Linked DNA regions of Homo sapiens: regions 1 and 3 are each linked to region 2. Evidence: read pairs that join two places in POLR2A ChIA-PET (ENCODE). Cell type or tissue: B cell. All regions are shown on one strand. Region 1 has its middle 36 kb from the start of NPEPPS. Region 2 has its middle 15 kb from the start of TBX21. Region 3 overlaps SP2-DT (SP2 divergent transcript).

Region 1 (4,000 bases), 220 kb after region 2:
GCTGGGACTACAGGCTCATGCCACCATGCCCAGCTAATTTTCGTAATTTTAGTAGAGATGGGGTTTCACCATGTTGGCTAGGCTGGTCTCGAACTCCTGGCCTCAAGCAATCCGCCTGCCTCAGCCTCCAAAAGTGCTGGGATTAGAGGCGTGAGCCACCACACCCAGCCCTCTTCGGGCTCCATTTAGAAATTTCAATAGGACAACAAGGGATTCCAGTAACCCACTTCACTGGGAAAAACAGGAAATCAACTTTTCCTTCTGCCTCATTATATTTCTTTCCTTCTTTTTTTTTTTTTTTGAGATGGAGTGTCGCTTTGTCGCCCAGGCTGGAGCGCAGTGGCCAGATCTCCGCTCACTGCAAGCTCCGCCTCCTGGGTTCATGCCATTCTCCTGCCTCAGCCTCCCTAGTAGCTGGGACTACAGGCGCCTGCCACCGCGCCCGGCTAATTTTTTGTATTTTCAGTAGAGATGGGGTTTCCGTGTTAGCCAGGATGGTCTCGATCTCCTGACCTCGTGATCCACCCGCCTTGGCCACCCAAAGTGCTGGGATTACAGGCATGAGCCACCGCGCCCGGCCTGCCTCATCATATTTCAACTGGAATTCTTCACATCTGCTTATTGTATAAATAAATATTGGAGTGTCTACTATGTGCAAGAGTGTTCTTTGCAAGACTGAGCCCCTAACAATCGATTCCTTCCTCTACTTGCACAATGAGTTCTCTTCTCTTGCTCCCATCATCGTGACAAGATCTTTTTATCTTGCTTTTTCTGAAATGTGAACTACGAAGATTGTAGGATTAAGAAATACCCTTTTTGGCTGGGTATGGTGGCTCATGCCTGTAATCCCAGCACTTTAGGAAGACGAGGCAGGTGGATCACCTGAGGTCAGGAGTTCGACACCAGCCTGACCAACACGGTGAAACCCCATCTTTACTAAAAATAGAAAAAATTAGCCAGGCTTGGTGGCGGGCACCTGTAATCCCAGCTACTTCGGAGGCTGAGGTAGGAGAATCACTTGAACCTGGAGGCCGACGTTGCAGTGAGCCAAGATCGTCCCACTGTACGCCAGCCTGGGCAACAAAGCGAAACTTCATCTCAAAAAAAAAAAAAAAAAAAGAAAAGAAATATCCTTTTGGTGTTACTTCTCTAGCAGACAGCTCCCAATTTTCTTCTCTCTCTCTCTCTTTTTTTTTTTTTTGGGCGGGGGGACTGAGTTTTGCTCTTGTTGCCCAGGCTAGAGTGCAATGGCATGATCTCGGCTCACCGCAACCTCCACCTCCCGGGTTCAAGCAATTCTCCTGCTTCAGCCTTCCGAGGAGCTGGGATTACAGGCGTCCGCTACCATGCCCGGCTAATTTTTTGTATTTTTAGTAGAGACGGGGTTTCTCCATGTTGGTCAGGCTGGTCTTGAGCTCCTGACCTCAGGTGATCTGCCTGCCTCAGCCTCCCAAAGTGCTAGGATTACACACGTGAGCCACTGTGCCTGGCTAGCTCCCAATTTTCCATGAAGCTGATGAGGTAGGAAGATATGAATTTTCCAAAACAGTAGCTCATCAAACAACAACAAAACTCACTTATAGCTCATCTCTAAGCAATTAAATGATATTGACTCCCCTATCATTATTTCATCCAGGCTGATATGGAACAAGTTTGTATTAACTGAGAAACTGATCAGAGGGTGGGCAGAGATGATGTGGGATGTGTTGGCTACTGTGTGAGGCTAACATAAAACTCAATGGTGGAGGAAGTAATCTAAGATAAATTATATTAATGTTCTGCATTAATCAATAATCTTGGCCAGGCGCGGTGGCTCACGCCTGTAATCCCAGAACTCTGGGAGGCCGAGGCAGATGGATCACCTGAGGTCAGGAATTAGAGATCAGCCTGGCGATGTGGTGAAACCCTATCTCTACTAAAAATACAAAAATTAGCCAGGCATAGTGGCAGGCACCTGTAATCCCAGCTACTCGGGAGACTGAGGCAGGAGAATCGCTTGAACCCGAGAGATGGAGGTTGCAGCGAGCCAAGATTGCGCTATTGCATTCCATCCTGGCTGACGAGTGAAACTGTCTCAAGAGAAAAAAAAAATCATGTTTTATTTTGTAGGGATTAGAGTAGATGGACAGGAGTCTGTTAAATAATCAGATATAGCTTATTTAAATGCTTAATAACATATATTCTATTTTTTTCTTTTTTCTTGTTTCCCTATGCTTCTATAGGCACTGAATAGCTCTGTTGCCCAGGCTGGAGTGCAGTGGTGGGATCTTGGCTTACTGCAACCTCTGCCTCCTGGACTGAAGCCATCCTCCCACCTCAGCCTCCCCAGTAGCTGGGGCCACCATGCCCAGCTATTTTTTTTTTTTTTTTTTTGAGACGGAGTCTTGCTCTGTCGCTCAGGCTGGAGTTCAGTGGCACAATCTCGGCTCACTGCAAGCTCCGCCTCCCAGGTTCACTCCATTCTCCTGTCTCAGCCTCTGGAGTAGCTGGGACTACAGGCGTCTGCCACCATGCCCGGCTAATTTTTTTGTATTTTTAGTAGAGACGGGGTTTCACCATGTTAGCCAGGATGGTCTCAATCTCCTGACCTCGTGATTCGCCTGCCTCGGCCTCCCAAAGTGCAGGGATTACAGGTGTGAGCCACCGCACCTGGCCTAATTTTTTAATTTTTTGTAGAGATAGGGTTTTGCCATGTTGGGCAGGCTGGTCTCGAACTCCTGGGCTCGAGGGATCTAACCCACTTCCGCCTCTCCAAGTGCTGGGATTACAAGTGTGAGCCACCCCACACGACCCCACATACTCTTCAACACATACATACAGCACTAATTTCATGACACTATTAATGTGTCGTGCTATAGGTTCAATACTGTGGCTGGAACTTGTAGGGAAATACTTACCACAGAAGAATGTACGATATAGCTGCGAAGTCAAGCTTTAAAAAACGCCTGTAATCCTTGCACTTTGGGAGGCCGAGGTGGGCGGATTGCCGGAGCTCAGGAGTTGGAGACCAGCCTGGGCAACACGGTGAAACCTCGTCTCTACTAAACTAGAAAAAATTAGCCGGGCATGGCAGCGTGCACCTGTAATCCCAGTTACTCTGGAGGCTGAGGCAGGAGAATCGCTTGAACCTGGGAGGCAGAGGTTGCAGTGAGCCGAGATTGTGCCACCGCACTCCAGCCTGGGTGACAGAGTGAGACTCCGTCTCCAAAAACAACAACAACAACACGTGATCTCCAAACCCAAAAGCAATCTTTCAGTTCCTCTGATAGTCCCCAGCACTTTGCTTCGACCTTTGTAGCAATTCCACTTCAGCCTGAAATTTCTTGTATGTACAGCCTGTAGCTCCTAACTTATTGCAAAATATTGTAGATAAGAACTCTGTAAGCTGTAATTGGCAGAATAATAACCAACGGCTAAGTGTGGAAAGTGTCTGCCTTTCAGCAACGTTTACGCTACTGAATTTACCAGGGTGATCCCAACATCACGAATCCTTTAACAACTCAACATGAAGCAGCACGTAGCAGTTACCTGCATGGGTTCTGGAATTAGGCTGCTTAGATTCGAATCTCGGTTCTGCCAGTTATCACCTATCTAACCTTAAGTAAATTACGTAATTGCTCTGTGACTCTTTTCCGAAATGACAAATCACAAATGTTTTTGTCAATTCACGTGTCTTCTGCTTTAGTAAACATAGTAGAAGATAGTAGTCAATCTCTTTTTTTTTTTTTGAGACAAAGTCTTTCTCTGTCACCGAGGCTGGAGTGCAGTGGCGGGATCTCGGATCACTGCAGCCTCCGCCTCCTGTGTTCGAGGGAGTCTCCTGCCTTAGCCTCCCAAGTAGCTCAGACTACAGCCGCCTGCCACCAAGCCCGGCGCTCTCTTGCTGGCGCATGACAACCGTGCGTTCCACCCTACGACTAATTTTTTTTTTTTAGACGGAGTCTAGCTCTGGCTGGAGTCAGTGGCGCGATCTCGGCTCACTGCAACCTCTGCCTCCTGG
Region 2 (4,000 bases):
AAGGAGACTCTTTTGATGACCCAGGCGTCCTCCACCCCAACCCCTCCCCACTCCAAGCTGCTGGGTGTGCAAGCCCAGGGATACTGCTACCTCCACCTTGGTGACCCCCCAGCTCCTGAACCCACAGACATTGCGAGACACAGTGCGCGCAGGCCCTGCCACTTGGGAACTCAGACCCTAGCAAAAGCCTCCAAAGAAAACAATGTTCTGTCTTGGCCTCTGACTCCCCTGAAAATCTGGGGGGCTAATGGGAGGGACTTTTAACCCCCTTAGTCATCCTAGGAAGCCAAGCTGAATAGCAGTGACTGATAGTCACCCGACCACAAGCCAATTTTGCGGTTTCAGTTGTTTTCAGAAGGAGCAGCAAAGCAGTGGCAGGAGGCCCTGGGCAGAGGAGTGGGCTGACTCCCGGACCCCAGCCCCTGCCCAGAGCACTCTGCCCTAGCACGACCCAGCCCAAGGCTCAGCAAGACCCAGAACTGCACCCACTTTACAGATTCACACAGACAGGGTTTGCAACAACCAGAAACAGCCTTCTGTATCCCCTCCATGTACCCCTGGCTACTTTACTGGCAAGGCTGGCTGCTTTCTGCATCCACGATGAGCCCTTTTGCTTTGCTTTTCTCTTTTGTTTTCCTTCATTTCCCCTCCTTTCTTCTTTCATATCATTTCACTTCCTTTCTCTTTCCCTCTTTCATTTTTCTTTCCTTCCCTCTTTTCTTCCTTTCCTTTCTCTTCCTTCCTTATTCCCTCCTCTCTCTCTCCTTCTCTCTCTGCCCCTGCCCCATTACATGTGTGCCTGGCAGGAATAATCTAGGAGTCACAACCAAGAGCAGAGGCCCCTGAGTCCCCCAGGTATACTCCCGAACCACATCTGTCACCTCCCTCATGAGCTACAGGGAAAGAGATCAAGATTAGCTCTAAGGGAAGCTTCCTGCTGAGTGGAGTTTGGAGTAATCTCAGAAATATAGAATGCCAAAATGTCAGAGCCGTGATGGAAATTAAACCACCTAGTCCACTGAGGAACAGAAGCACTGAGAAACCGCACAGTGTTCACAGAGTGCGGCTAGAACCAGAGGTGCTCACTCTCAGAACAGGCTCTAAACGGCTTCCTTCGCTACCCTGCAAGCTGAGAATTCCCTCCCCTTCTCACAATTTTCAGTGTAAACCAGACCCCTTGTCCTCATGACCAGACAGAAGAAGAAAGTAAAGAGGAATGGACTTGGCTCAAGGATGTGGATACAGGTCAGTGGCAGCCCAGGCACAGACAGCTACAGCATTTTGGTAACATATGGCATTGCCGTGTCCTCTTCCTCCAGGAAGCCTACTAGAATTAGGAATGAGCCTGTCACCCTCCACACCTGGTGGCCTCAGCCATGGCAGAGAGAGAAAGGATGAACGAGATGTGCCTGAGTACCAGCCACAGCTCACAGCCCTGAGTGACAGAGAGGAAGGAGGAGGAATGAGAGGGGCAGGAAGTGGGGTCCAGACAGGAGTGGGGAGGTGCGTGAAGCTAGGGAAGGGGAGGCACTCCCACGGGGAAAAAAGCTGCCCTGATGAGTCACTGCTGCCCAGGTGCAGCCCTCCTTGGGGCTGCCCAGCTGCGTTTTAAGTTTTATCATGTGATTTCTATGAAGGATAATGGAGTGGTGGGCTGGAGCTGGCTCATGCCAGCTCTCAAGAGCCAATTATGAGTATCTCTTCCCAGTGCTCAGTGCTGAGGTAGCTTACATTGGAGAGCTGGTTGTTAAACATTTGCCAGCACACCACTGGATAATGAGGTCAGCTTCAGAGCCAGGAGTGTACGCGTCTGCATATGGGTGTGGGATTTCCATGCATGTGTTAGTGTGCACTATTCCTCGGTTCCTGTGGCACGTGGGACACACCTGTGTGGCACTGTGATCCTGGCTGTGTGTGTTGGGAGGAGTGTGTCCCTGCACGTGGGTGTCCCTGGAAGCCTGGTAGGTGGGGAAGGGATGAGCATGGAACTGGGTCGGTCCGTGTGCTTTGTGTATCTGGGGTGATGTGACAGGGTGAGTCTGGAGGGTGGTGTGGTGACAATGCAACTGCTTGACCATCCGTGGGAAGGAGACCCACCTGTGCCCACTGTGGGGGACTAGGGCAGCACCTGAGATCAGAGACACACACCTCTGAGCTCAGAGGACGCAGGGAGTCCTGAGACCCTGTGCGAAGTCTCACCTCTGCACTGCTTCTGTCCTCAGGCACAACCATTTGCCAGTCTGGGAAGGAGTGGAGTGTCCAGGTGGGCATAGGGCTCTCTGATCCCTCATGTGAGTTGTGTGTGTGTGCTGGGCACACACAGAGGCCAGCACCAGGGGGCACTGTCCTCTCCCTTCCCCCTCACCCATGCAGGGGTGAACTATTTCTTTCACACCATCTCCTGATCCTCCCCCTCACCTCCCATCCACAGTGTGCTTTTGCTGTCTGTGGGGAGAAGGGAGAGTTCGGCTCCTGCAACACCCACAAGGCCAAGGGCCCCATGAAAGGGGAGGGGCAAGATCATTATTCAGTCAGCCTGGCCACCTTCTCACCTCTGGGCTGGAGGCCTGGCATGGGCATCCCTTCAAAGTGACATGGTCCCCTGCCTCTCGCCTCATTGGCTGCCTCCAGCTGCTCTACCCCAGGGGACTTGGCTCCACTGTTGCATTGACCTTTGAGGCTCCAAATGAGGTTTCATCTCAGTCTCCCCACCAAGAAGTCCTGCAGGCCTCTTGCTCAAGGGAGGAACGGGTAGAAGGACCAGAGCCGTTTCTTCCCACCCCCTCTCTGCCCTGGCCCATAAGGCCAGAAGAAGAAAAGCAGGAAGACAGGACAGGTGAGAGGAGGTGCGGAGAGGTAGCCTTTCCTCCCTGTACTCTTCCACCTCAGATCCCTCAACGCAGGCTGTGGCCTGGGGACATGTGTGTTCTCACGCCTGGACCCACCCTCATCCCTCCTGCCTGGAGCCTTCTGCCACCCACTCCCCACCCGCAGTGGGTCTCTCTGTTCATCTCTCTGCCTCTGTTCCCAAGGCCAGGCCAAGCTCCCAGATCCCTCTAGGGATCTGCTGTGGGGAACATCCAGGGGACAGGATCCCTCAGTTCTTCTTTGGAAATGTGTCCGCAGGAAGTTCTTCCTAAAGTTTAACCGAAGGTTCCTTCTACTGCAGCCAGTGCCCAGCACCTCCCAGGCTGGAAGTTGGGTCTTCTTCCCACTCCAGCCAATGCTCTCCTTCAGGTGAAGCTGGATCAGGTGGAGAAACAACCCAGCTCCAAAAAAGAAAACAAAAGTCTTTGTTCATCCCCTACCCTCCCTGCCCACCCCTGTCCCCAGCCACCACAGAAACCCACAGGGCATTGGAGCCTTCATCCCAAAATGAGTCAGGGCCCTTCAGAGGGTTGAACTGGGGTGCAAGAATTTCCCTTCATGCCAAGCAAGGGTTCTATCTAATAGCAATCTCCACCCAGCCTCCTTGGGCCAAGGAGCAGGTCAGCCTCCCCATTGGGAGGGGTCCAACCACCTGTGGAAGCTCGGCTGGCCTGGATGCGCCTTTCGCCCTGGCCTCCTCTAACACCAAATTTCACTCCCCCTGCTTGACACTAAGGGAGGATCTGCGCAGAGTGCCTAAGTGTGGAGTTGGGTGCAAGAAGTACTCAGGCCTGCTGAACCGGGCTCCGTGCCTGCCTCACAGTCTGCCCTCCACACCCACCTTCCAAGGAAGCAACGGAAATAGAAACTTCCCCCTAGGTCTGAGGCCCCAGGGACCCTCACAGGGTACCAAGAGGCCAGCTCCAAATCTCCTGGCTCGTTCTTTCCACCCTCACACTCAAGGGAACAAGAAGACTTTCCCAGAGAGGAAGGAAGTGCTTAGGTGTCCCAGGGCCAAAGAAGATGCCTAGGAGGGCAGCAGTAGCCCAGCTGACCCCATGGAGAGCCTGCTCCCCCACCCCTGCCCCCTGCGCTGCATATATTTTCTCCCCCTAAAATAGCATCTCTGGAG
Region 3 (4,000 bases), 170 kb before region 2:
AGTGATATTTCCCTTTTGTCTCCAACTGCTTTCAGTTTCTTTCTACTCTACATTGTCACTTTCTCTCCATTTCTAACTTGCAAAGCTACACATTCTCCACCACTAAAAACCCCATGCTTGTCTTGTCTACCATGGCACCTTCCATTCCCAGCACACTGCTTGATTATAGTAGGTGCACAGTAAATGTTTACTGACTGACCGAATGACTATATCCTTTTAACACTTCTCAGGGACTTACCCCTTCTCTTTCAGGCCCAGCTTCTTCCACTTCCACTTTACTTCTCCTTCCATGTCTACCTCTGAATCCCCTTCTTTCTTCACTTTCCTGTGCTTTTCCTGCTTCCTGACATTCTCTTTGTCCTTTTTTGCACAGGGTTGTCCTCATCTAATCCGTCAGTACCAGACAGTGAACATCTCTCCCCCAGGATGCTGAGGGAGGGTCCTGGAGGGAAGGATGTGGAACTACAGCCTCTGCTCTCAAGAAGCTCAGATCTGGGCAGGGAACATCACATACCAGGGCTGTCTGTCGGGGGGGTGGAGGGCTGGGGGAGGGATAGCATTAGGGGAAATACCTAATGTAAATGACAAGTTGATGGGTGCAGCAAACCAACATGGCACATGTATACCTATGTAACAAATCTGCATGTTGTGCACGTGTACCCTAGAACTTAAAGTATAATTAAAAAAAAAAAAAGCTTCAGATCCCTCCTGGAGCCTCCTATGAAACCACGTGGCATAACTGGTGCTGTTGGTCCAGAAACTAGAAGAATATCAGGCCAGCCCCCTTGACTCTCTGTTGGTCCTCACTCATAGCTACAACCCAAGCTTTATTGTTGGTGTTTACCTTTGAAGAGTTACAGCCGACCCAGCCTTCTAAAGACTGCTTGTTTTGCCTTAAGGATTTCCCAGTAACCTCTGCTTCTCCCCTTTTCCCCTCCTATGATTTTCTATTTTCTCATCTCTTCCCTTTCTACTTATGGGGAAATCAAAATTGCAGACTTCTTCTTTTTTTTTTTTTTTTTTGAGGTAGTGTCTTGCTCTGTCGCCCAGGCTGGAGTACAATGATGCGATCTCGGCTCACTGCAACCTCCGCCTCCCAGGTTCAACCAATTCTCTTGCCTCAGCCTCCTGAGTAGCTGGGTTTACAGGTGCGCATCACCAAGCCCAGCTAATTTTTGTATTTTTAGTAGAGGCAGGGTTTCACCATTTTCGCCAGGCTTGTCTCGAACTCCTGACCTCAGGTGATCCACCCGCCTCGACCTCCCAAAGTGCTGGGATTAGAGGCGTGAGCGACTTCTCCCGGCCCAGAGTTGCAGACTTCTAACCCGGACTCTCTCATATGCAGACCCACAAAAATATCTGATGGGACAAACACCTAGCTTGGATGAATTTGGGTAATTTTTTTTTTCCTCCTAGGGTCCATCAATGATTTCAGGGATCTAGGTTTCCTCAGTCTTCTGTGAACATGAAACATTGACAGAGGCTATAAGATGTATCTCCCTGTTACACCACACCCCTGGTGCACACATACAGACACATCTCTGTCTTCACTGCCGGGGATGCCACTCCTGACCCCTGCCCTAACTCGTCAACTTCCTCTGCCCCTGGTTCCCCTGTCCAGGCCGATGGCTCCCCACCAACTGCCATGGAATCTTCCAGCAAGGACATTCCACTCATCCTTCCCCACAGGGTTCTTCCTTCTTTGCTCCTTCTTTCTACCCCCAGTCTCCCTGGGGTGGGATCTGTGGAGCCTCAGGAAGAAAGGGCAGGGCCCCAGGTAAAAGGAGCCCTTTAAGGTGGAAGGCAGGGGTGCCTCCTCAGCCTTTGTGTGTCACCACCAGGGGGCGCCCAAGGCATTTCCAAAGCAGCTGCCCAGCGTTCACCTTACAGTAACACAGGGCGGACAGGGAGATGCAGTTTAACAAGCAGCTATTGAGTGCCTGCTATTCCCCAGGAATGGGGCCTGCTTCATTCGGAGACTGAGAGTGGGTTCCAGCCTCTACAAAGAGACTCCTTAAAAAGAGCCATTTGGGCCCGGGTGCAGTGGCTTACCCCTGTAATCCCAGCAATTTGAGAGGCCAAGGTGGGTGGATCACCTGAGGTCAGGAATTCAAGACCGGCCTGGCCAACATGGCGATACCCCATCTCTGCTAAAAATACAAAAATTAGCCAGTCGTGGTGGTGCATGCCTGTAGTCCCAGCTACTTGGGAGGCTGAGGTAGGAGAATCGCTTGAATCTGGGAGGCGGAGGTTGCAGTGAGCCAAGATCTTGCCACTGCACTCCAGCCTGGGCGACAGAGTGGGACTTCATCTCAAAAAAAAAAAAAAAAAAGACAAAACAACAAAAAAAAAGCCATTTGGGCCGGGCATGGTGGCTCATGCCTGTAATCCCAGTACTTGGGGAGGCCTAGGGCAGGAGGATTGCTTCTTGAGCCCAGGAGTTAGAGACTAGCCTGGACAACTTAAGGAGACCCCCATCTCTACAAAAAAATTTAAAAATTAGCCAGGCTTGGTGGCTCTCAACTGTAGTCCCAGCTACTTGGGAGGCTGAGGCAGGAGGATCCCTTGAGCCTAGGAATTTGAGGCTGTAGTGAGCTGTGTTTGCGACACTGCACTCTGCCCTGGGTGACAAAGCAAAACCCTGTCTCCCTGTCTGAAAACAAAAACAAACAAACACACACATTTGCCTCTTCAAGGAATTGGTTTCCTACCAACCAGCTCCTCTTACCTCCCCGGGTAGCAGCATCTTCTCTCTGCCTCTGCCCCTCCCCTGCACTCCCCTGCTCCCCACCTTTCCCGACCCCATTGACCACAGCTCCATGTGGTGCCCAGTCTGCTTCTCGTAAGTCCCAGCTGCCCACTGCAGACTAGAATTGTCCCCAGGGACAAAGGGAGGCTGAGAATGTCCCTGGCGAGGCACTGCCCTCTCTCCCTCTGCCCGTCTCCCTCCTAGGCCCTCACTTATGTCAAAACCACATCTCAGTCCCATTGCTAGTCTCCTGAGGGTTCCCCAGAGACCCTGAGTGTGGAGGGTGTGGGTTCAGAAGGACCAGGGCTGGGCTCAGGAGCAGCACTTGTCACCTGAAAGCACTGACCTGGCTGGGAGAGACTCGGGAAGTGGGCCATGGGGGCGATAACAATAACAATAATCATATTAATAATAACACTGGGGCCCACAAAATGGCTGTGAAATGCCCGCTAATGATCCCTTATATTTATAGATCTCCTTCTCCTAGACACTTCAGAGCCATTGCCCAATTAACCCCCCTAGATTCCCTAGAAGGGACAATTAACCCCATATTTTATGGCTGGGGAAACCTAGGCTCTGAGAATGTGATGGAGTTGGCTGAGGTCGTCCAGTCCATTAGTGACAGCAGAATTTGTGGAGCAGCCCTCTCTCGTTCCTTTTGTCTACATCCACATGCACTTATGCTGGGCGTGGTGACTCATGCCTGCAGTCCCACCAGCACTTTGGGAGGCTGAGGCGGGCGGATGGCTCGAGCTCAGGAGTTTGAGACCAGCCTGGGCAATATGGTGAGACACTGTCTCTACTAAAAATACAAAAAAAAATTAGCTGGGCATGGTGGTGCATGCCTGTGTTCCCAGTTACTCAGGAGGCTAAGGTGGGAAGATCACTTGAGCCTGGGGGGCAGAAGTTGCAGTGAGCTGAGATCGAACCACTGCACTCCAGCCTGGGAGAGAGAGCAAGATCCTGTCTCAAAGAAAACAAATGGCTGGGCCCAGTGGCTCATACCTGTAATCCCAGCACTTTGGGAGGCCAAGGTGGGCGGATCACCTGAGGTCAGGAGTTTGAGACCAGCCTGGACAACATGATAAAACCCCGCCTCTACTAAAAATGCTACTAAATCTCTACCATAAATAAAGAAAAATGTTTTCTTTTTCTTTTTTTTTTTCTTTTTGAGATGGAGTCTTGCTCTGTCACCCAGGCTGGAGTGCAGTGGCACCATCTTGGCTCACTGCAACCTCTGCCTCCCAGGTT

What was found. Peaks named below come from ENCODE experiments on the same cell type or tissue, not always from the same donor. Only the 100,000 strongest peaks of a DNase experiment are listed, where the experiment ranks them.
Region 1: POLR2A ChIA-PET joins it to region 2 with 7 read pairs; 2 of 35 experiments call an interaction of 5 or more read pairs at or near these places.
Region 3: POLR2A ChIA-PET joins it to region 2 with 8 read pairs; 5 of 35 experiments call an interaction of 5 or more read pairs at or near these places.

The regions. Positions count from the first base shown.
Region 1 is chr17:47,493,022-47,497,021 of GRCh38, reverse strand. No RefSeq gene overlaps it. Among named protein-coding and RNA genes, the nearest start is that of NPEPPS, 36 kb to the left of the region's middle. RefSeq lists an enhancer at 3,958-4,000. In B cell, no CTCF peak of the experiment used is centred here; no DNase peak of the experiment used is centred here; H3K4me3 peaks cover 188 bases; H3K27ac peaks cover 448 bases.
Region 2 is chr17:47,715,939-47,719,938 of GRCh38, reverse strand. No RefSeq gene overlaps it. Among named protein-coding and RNA genes, the nearest start is that of TBX21, 15 kb to the left of the region's middle. In B cell, no CTCF peak of the experiment used is centred here; DNase peaks (open chromatin) are centred at 2,408 and 3,628.
Region 3 is chr17:47,887,955-47,891,954 of GRCh38, reverse strand. SP2-DT (SP2 divergent transcript) reads left to right here. Exons shown (of 3, transcript NR_135480.1): 3 at 374-726. Among named protein-coding and RNA genes, the nearest start is that of SP2-DT, 5.9 kb to the left of the region's middle. RefSeq lists a silencer at 1,754-1,923. In B cell, CTCF peaks have their summits at 1,630 and 1,831 (motif pointing right); a DNase peak (open chromatin) is centred at 1,844.